Linked DNA regions of Homo sapiens: region 1 is linked to region 2. Evidence: chromatin contacts called from ENCODE Hi-C or POLR2A ChIA-PET data. All regions are on one chromosome and are shown on one strand. Each heading gives the region's core, a stretch centred on a gene start or an enhancer-like site at or near the end of the contact. The rest is flanking DNA. Distances are from core to core; before and after follow the strand shown.

What was found. A loop is a pair of places that touch in the nucleus more often than their neighbours do. ChIA-PET counts read pairs that join two places held with the same protein, here RNA polymerase II (POLR2A). Pooled maps may share reads with other maps.
Region 1: a pooled map shows a loop between it and region 2 (3-fold over the local background). The contact joins two enhancer-like sites. A Hi-C loop is called at or near these places in 4 of 168 maps with a recorded cell type or tissue (GM13976, MCF 10A, chondrocyte and 1 more), 2 of 37 single-sample maps with no recorded cell type and 7 of 50 pooled maps. POLR2A ChIA-PET finds 5 or more read pairs at or near these places in 5 of 52 experiments (AG04449, CD4-positive, alpha-beta memory T cell, MCF 10A and 2 more).

What each region holds. Positions count from the first base shown.
Region 1 is chr13:30,571,510-30,574,720 of GRCh38, forward strand. It overlaps a transcript of HMGB1 not described here. Among named protein-coding and RNA genes, the nearest start is that of USPL1, 45 kb to the right of the region's middle. Within about 2 kb of position 1,667, at least 9 of the 41 ENCODE cell types and tissues checked have a DNase peak (open chromatin) inside an H3K27ac peak, as active enhancers do.
Region 2 is chr13:30,156,009-30,159,446 of GRCh38, forward strand. All of the region lies in intron 1 of LINC00385 (long intergenic non-protein coding RNA 385), which reads left to right. Among named protein-coding and RNA genes, the nearest start is that of LINC00385, 4.0 kb to the left of the region's middle. RefSeq lists an enhancer at 3,388-3,438. Within about 2 kb of position 1,668, at least 3 of the 41 ENCODE cell types and tissues checked have a DNase peak (open chromatin) inside an H3K27ac peak, as active enhancers do.

The DNA of each region.
Region 1 (3,211 bases), core at 417-2,916, 420 kb after region 2:
GGTCTTGAACTCCTGACCTTGTGATCTGCCCGCCTTAGCCTCCCAAAGTGCTGGGATTACAGGCGTGAGCCACCGTACCCAGCCTAAATGGCCAAGTTTTATTATGGACAATTAAGCTGTAGAATAAAAATCTACTTTTAATAGCTGGCATAGTGCCTAGTGGTTTTGAAGCCACAAGCAGGTTTACAAAAAACATTTAAATCCATCTGAATCTACAGAAAACTAAGATTACCTAAGCAGAAAATGAAAATAGTTCAGGATTAAGGAAGATTAACAAATGAAGAGTATATGTATTTTAGAAGTATTACTTTATATTTTTATAGTATAATAATAATATTTACGTTCCTACACTTATAATGAGTTTCGTATATATATTAAAATAATTTAATGGATTAGTATGTTTATATTTGCTTTTAGTAAATTTGGTGTATGATAAACTCAGTTGTCTACATTGTGAGACTACACCTGAGGCAATTTCTGTGTTGATATATACCTGAATAGCAGATATTACTTGGGAGCAAATAAAATAGCTTCAGGCCTAATTTTGCAAGTTCATGATGGGAGAGTAAGCATGACTTCAAAGAACTGACTTTGAGTTAAAACTTGAAGAATGAATGTGACAACAGCAAGTATAAAACAATGCCAGGCAGAGGTGGGACTGTTCATGGGTATCAGGGTAAGTGTGTTGATAAATGCTCAAAGTAGGAAATACCTTTCTTCCCCCACACATGTCAGAAAATAACTGCAATAGAATGCAACGACATCTCAGAGATAAAGTGTTCAACTTAGCTCTCAGAGACCGTTCAGTTACATTTTGTAATGACATTGGAATTGATTGCATTTTGAAGGCAATTCTAAATGCAAAGTCTTCATTTTGTTGATAGAAGCTGGGTTATTTATTATGAAATTTCAAAAATTAAGTAAAATATCTAATTAGGATTATACCAGCAAAGGCAAATTTAGAATTCAAGACTTCATGATCCATGGTAAGATTATTTTAATGCAACTCTGCTAATTAACTGAAATTTCCTTTAACTCTCACATCTGCCTTTTACTTCTTAAGACATTTTTCTAGTATTTCACCAGAGCAAGATATCAGAAGGGTAAATCTCTTACCAATGAACTTTGCTAATTCTTAGTGACTCCGTTGACCCTGGTGTAAGGATCAGGAACAAAGTGAATGAAATACATTTTAATACATTTCTGCTTTCTCTAATTCCAAAGACCACTCTAAAGAATAAGTTATTTGTGGGTATTATCTGAAACTTGGGATTAAAAGAGACCGTGATTACCCTTCAGGGATTTTGGCAAAACTTAAGCCATTTCATCTGAAGAGCAAAGCAAGCCTCCCACACTCTTGGCTTATTCTCACAATTATCTAGATATCTAGCAACAAAACTCTTGAGTAGTTTGTTAACTACAGATGCCAAGGGCTGACAGTTTCACTTTCAGTTTTCAGAATATCTTTTGTTTCAGTGGTGTAAGCACACCATCAGAATCTCTACTATTTAAAATAATTAAGTTATAATTGTAACTTCCATTAGATGTAGTACTTAAAGGAATCTAGAAGACACAACTCATTAATTATAGGAATTTGACTGCAAATTCTTCTGGGGGGTCTGAATTGCAAAGGAGGCATCTTTGTAAGTCAGACTCAACTCATTACTCTGTGATGCAGGCTCCTCCAAATGGCAGCAGAAACGTATTACTCTCTAGAAACACTACAGTAGTGCTACAATTTCAGGGTTCTGTAGAGATAAGGACAAATTGACAGAAACACATTCTTAGAAGGACAGTATCATTTAAAATAAAAATACTGTCATAATTGTACACCAGGATAGCTTCTCCATAATAAATTCTTTATGATTTTCTGATTTTTAGAAATCAGAATTGAACTTTTTAATGTGAAAAAAATGAGAGAATTGTTTCAAAATAGGACCACATTTCTGTGTATAATTTTAAAAGTTTAAAAATATTTGATTAGTAGACTGATAAACTGAAACATTTTTGATAAGCTTTTCATTACATACAAACCATATAATTTGTAAAAAATTGGAAATTATTCAAAACTTCACATAACTAAAGTGACCAAATAAATACTGGAGAGGAAAGAAAAGGAGTCAAATGAATCTAGCATTTTCTTTTTTTTTTTTTTTTTGGAGAAAGGGTCTCACTGTGCCACCCAGGTGGGAGTGCAATGGCACGATCATGGCTCACTGCAGCCTCAACTTTATGGGCTTAGGTGATCCTCCCACCTCGGCCTCCCAAGTAGCAGGGACTACAGGCATGCGCCAACACGTCCAGCTAATTTTTTTGGTATTTTTTGCAGAGACGAGGTTTCACCAGGTTGCCGTGGCTGATCTGGAACTCCTGGTCTCAAGTGATCTACCCAACTCAGCCTCCCAAAGTGCTGGGATTACAGGCGTGAGCCACCGCACCCGGCCTAATCTAGCATTTTCTAAAAGGAAGGACCCAGCAGTGAACGGCAATATCAATAATCATGTTCAAGACTATCAGACATGCAAGCTGGGGATGAATGGGTGGAAGGGGAAAATGATGAATAAATGATGAACACAAGTATAGACCCAGTGGATTTGAGATGCCCAAGATGCCAGTGAGATATTCAAAGTTTAACTCAAAAGCCACTTCCCATATGAAATCCTGACAAACACTCCTACGTCCAACTGGAATTAATTTCTCTTCTGGGCTCCCACAGCACTCTGTATTTTTCTAATAGCATAACACTATTTTGTTTGTAGATATTTCTCTGATAGCATTACTATCTTTCCTCTTTATCACAACTGTTTGAAGTTCTTTTGCCTCTTGCATCCACTGTTGCCCAATCCCACTGCTGGAAGGCTCATCTTATTAAGTTCTGTATTCCTAGTGCTAACACACTGTCTACCATAGATGATGTTCAATAAATGGTTGCTAAATGAATTCTCTTGTGATAATAGCACTATGGCAACATAATCGACGGTAAAAATTTCTTCTCAATGTTTACTTTTAGCAGAATGCATTCATTTATCAACTTTCATTGAGAATATGCTAATTTCCATGACCCTGCTAGGAAATAGGAAAATAAAGATGAATGTAATAAGGTGCTCATTCTACTGAAAGTCTTGACTAGTGGAGAATTATGGATCCAACTTTTCATGAAATGCCTTCAGTGGTAAGAATTCTCATATTTGGAATAAAAAATGTTATGGGT
Region 2 (3,438 bases), core at 418-2,917:
TAAAATGCATAGGTATTTTACCCAGATTGATTCATTACTCCCAAAGTTAAATTAGGGGCATTTTGTTGACAGTCACCGGTGAGTTCTGAGGAGGGCTCTGGAAGGGGAAATAAGAACTAGAAGAGGCTCTGTCGGTGACCCCTGCCCCAACCCCACTCTGGGAAGGGGTTCAGGGAAGGGAAGAGCGAAGGAGGCTGAGGACCAGGCGGGTCCTGGCCAAGAGGAAGCCGCCTCTTGCCTTGGACCTAGGCATCAGACCGGCAGGCATTGTGCTGTGGGGCCAGCTATTTCAGAGGAAGAGAACTTCCTGACCTTAACCCTGCCCTGCTATTAAAACACCGTCATAACTAGCTGGCCCATACCTGCCTCTGGAGCCTGGCTGTCACTACTTTCTGTCTGGGGTAGAGGACAATCTGGCGTGTCTTCTAGGCTCAGCATCAACACACATCATCCAGTGTATATTTTAGTACCGTCTTTACAGGCCTGACTCAGGGCAGGGGAAGTCGTCGGGAAAAACCACGCTCATGGCTCTGCCATTGTCTCTGTGTGTGGAGACATCAGCTACCCTCACTGGGCCTGAGATATTCATCTCTCCAATAAGCTTAGATCAGAAAGGCCATCTTGCAGCTTTTTAAAAAAAGAGTTGGACTCTTTTTTTAAATTAAAAAAAAGTTAAACATTTTAAACAATAAAATCTTATGTGTAACATCAATGTAAAAAGCAGATCAGGGTGAAACATACTGCTTATCCGGGGCTGGGCAGGGCCGAGCCCTCCTGTCCCCTTTCCCCCGCCCCACCCCGCATTGCTCCAAAGAACTTCCAGGGCCCAAGGAGCCCAATTCAAAACCCTCTGAATGAGGTGCTTGCTAAGAACATCCTGCAGCTCCCAGTGACTTCCCAAGAGAGCTTTCTCGGGGCTCCAGGTTTCTGCTTGGACTCCCTGAGGGCGTGCCTGGGAAACCCACTGCAGGGCCCCCAGTCCATGGTCCCAGAGGTGTGAAGGCATCTGCTTCACCTTCCATGCCGGCCTCCCAGGAGATGAGGAGGAATTCAGTCCCACGTTCGGGCAACCGTTGCTCAGCATTAGCAGCCGTCAGCAAGTTGACACTGGAGCTCCAGCCAAGTGGTATGACATGCCGCCCCTGCAGATGTGGTGCTCTGTACCTCTTAGACCCAGGAGCTGTCTGCATGTGACGTCCGATAAATGAGTGTTTCCTTTAACAAGTCTTAAGCCAGGCCCTGAAGCTAAGTCGCAGAGTGAGTATCTTCCTTGAGCCCGTCACCCCACAACATTCACAAATAAGAGCCCCTGCGGAGAAGCAGGCTATGTAGTCAGATAGACATAAGTCAGACCCCCCAGCCTGTGTTCTCACCTGTGAAATGAGAAAGATCACAACAGCGACACCCGAGCTGTTGTTTGGAGAAGATGAGAGAGTGTGCACAGCTCACACCATCCTCTGCACCGCAGCTAACACTGTTAGCACCATCACATGGGCCCCTCTGCAAAGAACTGCCCACCTCATGAGAAATCATATGCTGAACCAGACCCCCGGGCCAGTTCCCAAACTGGGTCTCACACCTATCTCTCTGTTTTGAATACCAGATATTCTAAATACAACATCATTGATATAATCTGAGATACTAGATGATGTTATCCGCCTGCCTGCAGAGGATTTACTTTTGCTTTTGGCAGGCATTTAGGCCAGGGGCAGATTGTCTTAAGCCAGACTGGATGAGCTGATTCAAAGCTGGTTTCGGTCTTTGTGAAGATGGGTCTATTTCTGGTTCAGCGTTTTGCCTGGGGATATCCCGTCCGCTGCCCCACCTGAAAGTCTGGAGTGCTTGCCTGGCCGCCTCCTGCACAGCAGGGCCTGAACACTGAGGTGTGTTTCCCCAGCCCTGTGAGACTGCCCAAAGTTCTACTCAGCTTCTCAGCCCCTCCACCGACACTCTGAATTGGCAAATGCTTCAGCAGGGAAAGTGGACCTGAATGTCCGGCACCCTCTCTGTGATCCCCTTCTCCTCTTGATTTTGGTTCCTCAAGTCCTCACTGCCCTGGGAGCACTCTGATACCCTCAGCAGAGTTTCGAAAATATTTTATGCAGTTTTCTAGTTGTTCTCAAGGGGAGGGTTAGTTGGAGAAGAACACTGTAGCCAACCATCTTGGAAGTGACTGTTCCTATTTTACTTTAATGCTCATTTAGGTATTTTAAAAATTATTCTGTTTTCCTGAAACAGAAAAAAAATTCAGAAAATTTTTTTCTGAAACAGAAAAAAATATTCTGTTTTCTTCATTTGGGCTGGCATAACAAAAATACCATAAATGAGGCAGCTTATAAACAACAAACATTTGTTTCCCACAGTTCCAGAGGCTGGGAAGTCCAAGATCAAGCCACTAGCAGTGTCTGGTGAGGGCCTCTTCCTCATAGATGACACCTTCCATGTGTCCTCACATGGTGGTATGCACTGGCTAGCTCTCTGCAGTCTCTTTTCTAAGGGTACTAGTCCCATTCATGAGGGCTCTGTCCTCATGACCTGATCACCTCTCAAAAGGCCCCATCTGCTGATACCATCACCTGGGGGGTTAGGATTTTGCATATGAATTGGGGTAGAGGCACAAACATTCAGACCTTAGTGCTATGCTTCATTGATTTAAGGATGGTCTCATTGGGATGTTGGGGGTAGAAAAGATCCATGTCTTCCATGCTAGTCTAGGAGTGCATTCTTCAGGAGGCAGAATGGCAGAATGGGAGGAGGGTCTCCAGTCATGGATGCTGGTGGCCCATTGTTATAAACCACAGGGCAGGGTCAATGAGGGCACATTGCCTGGTGGTTTCCTCCAGCTGAGTTCAGAAGGCATTTTTCCTCAGCAAGACCACAAACTAGTTTGATCAATAACTTTTCCTCCAAGTAGTACAGTTTGGAAATGAGGTAAGAGAGCCATCTCCTGGTAAGAAATATGGCAGTGTGTGAGGGAGGCCTGCAGCGACTCCGGCACTGTGTGGAGCCCTGTGGGTCCCTGGGAAGTCTGGGGTTTGGGAAGGTGCCCAGAGTGAGTGGATTCCTGGCCCTGTGTTCACCCGATCTTCAACAAGTGCAGCTCCCGTTTTATCTGTTTTATATACTGGGTTCCTAAGAAAAGTTTTCCACCATTGGGGAATTTCAGAAGTTGCTCCACCATCAGATAAATTGGAAAACCACCCCATCGAGCTCAACTGCTTCATTTTATAAACCAAAGTCCCCGGAGGTAAAATGACTTCCCCAAGGTCATGCAAATGATTCATGGTGAAAACAGGACAAAACGGTCTGACCTCCATCCAGCGCTCTTCCTACCACCCCACACTGTCTTTTGGAGATGCAGTTTCCTAGAAGATCTTTATTTTAGAACAACACTTCTTTTAAAGAGCACTGCTCTGTGCTTTTGTGTAGAGCTGCATG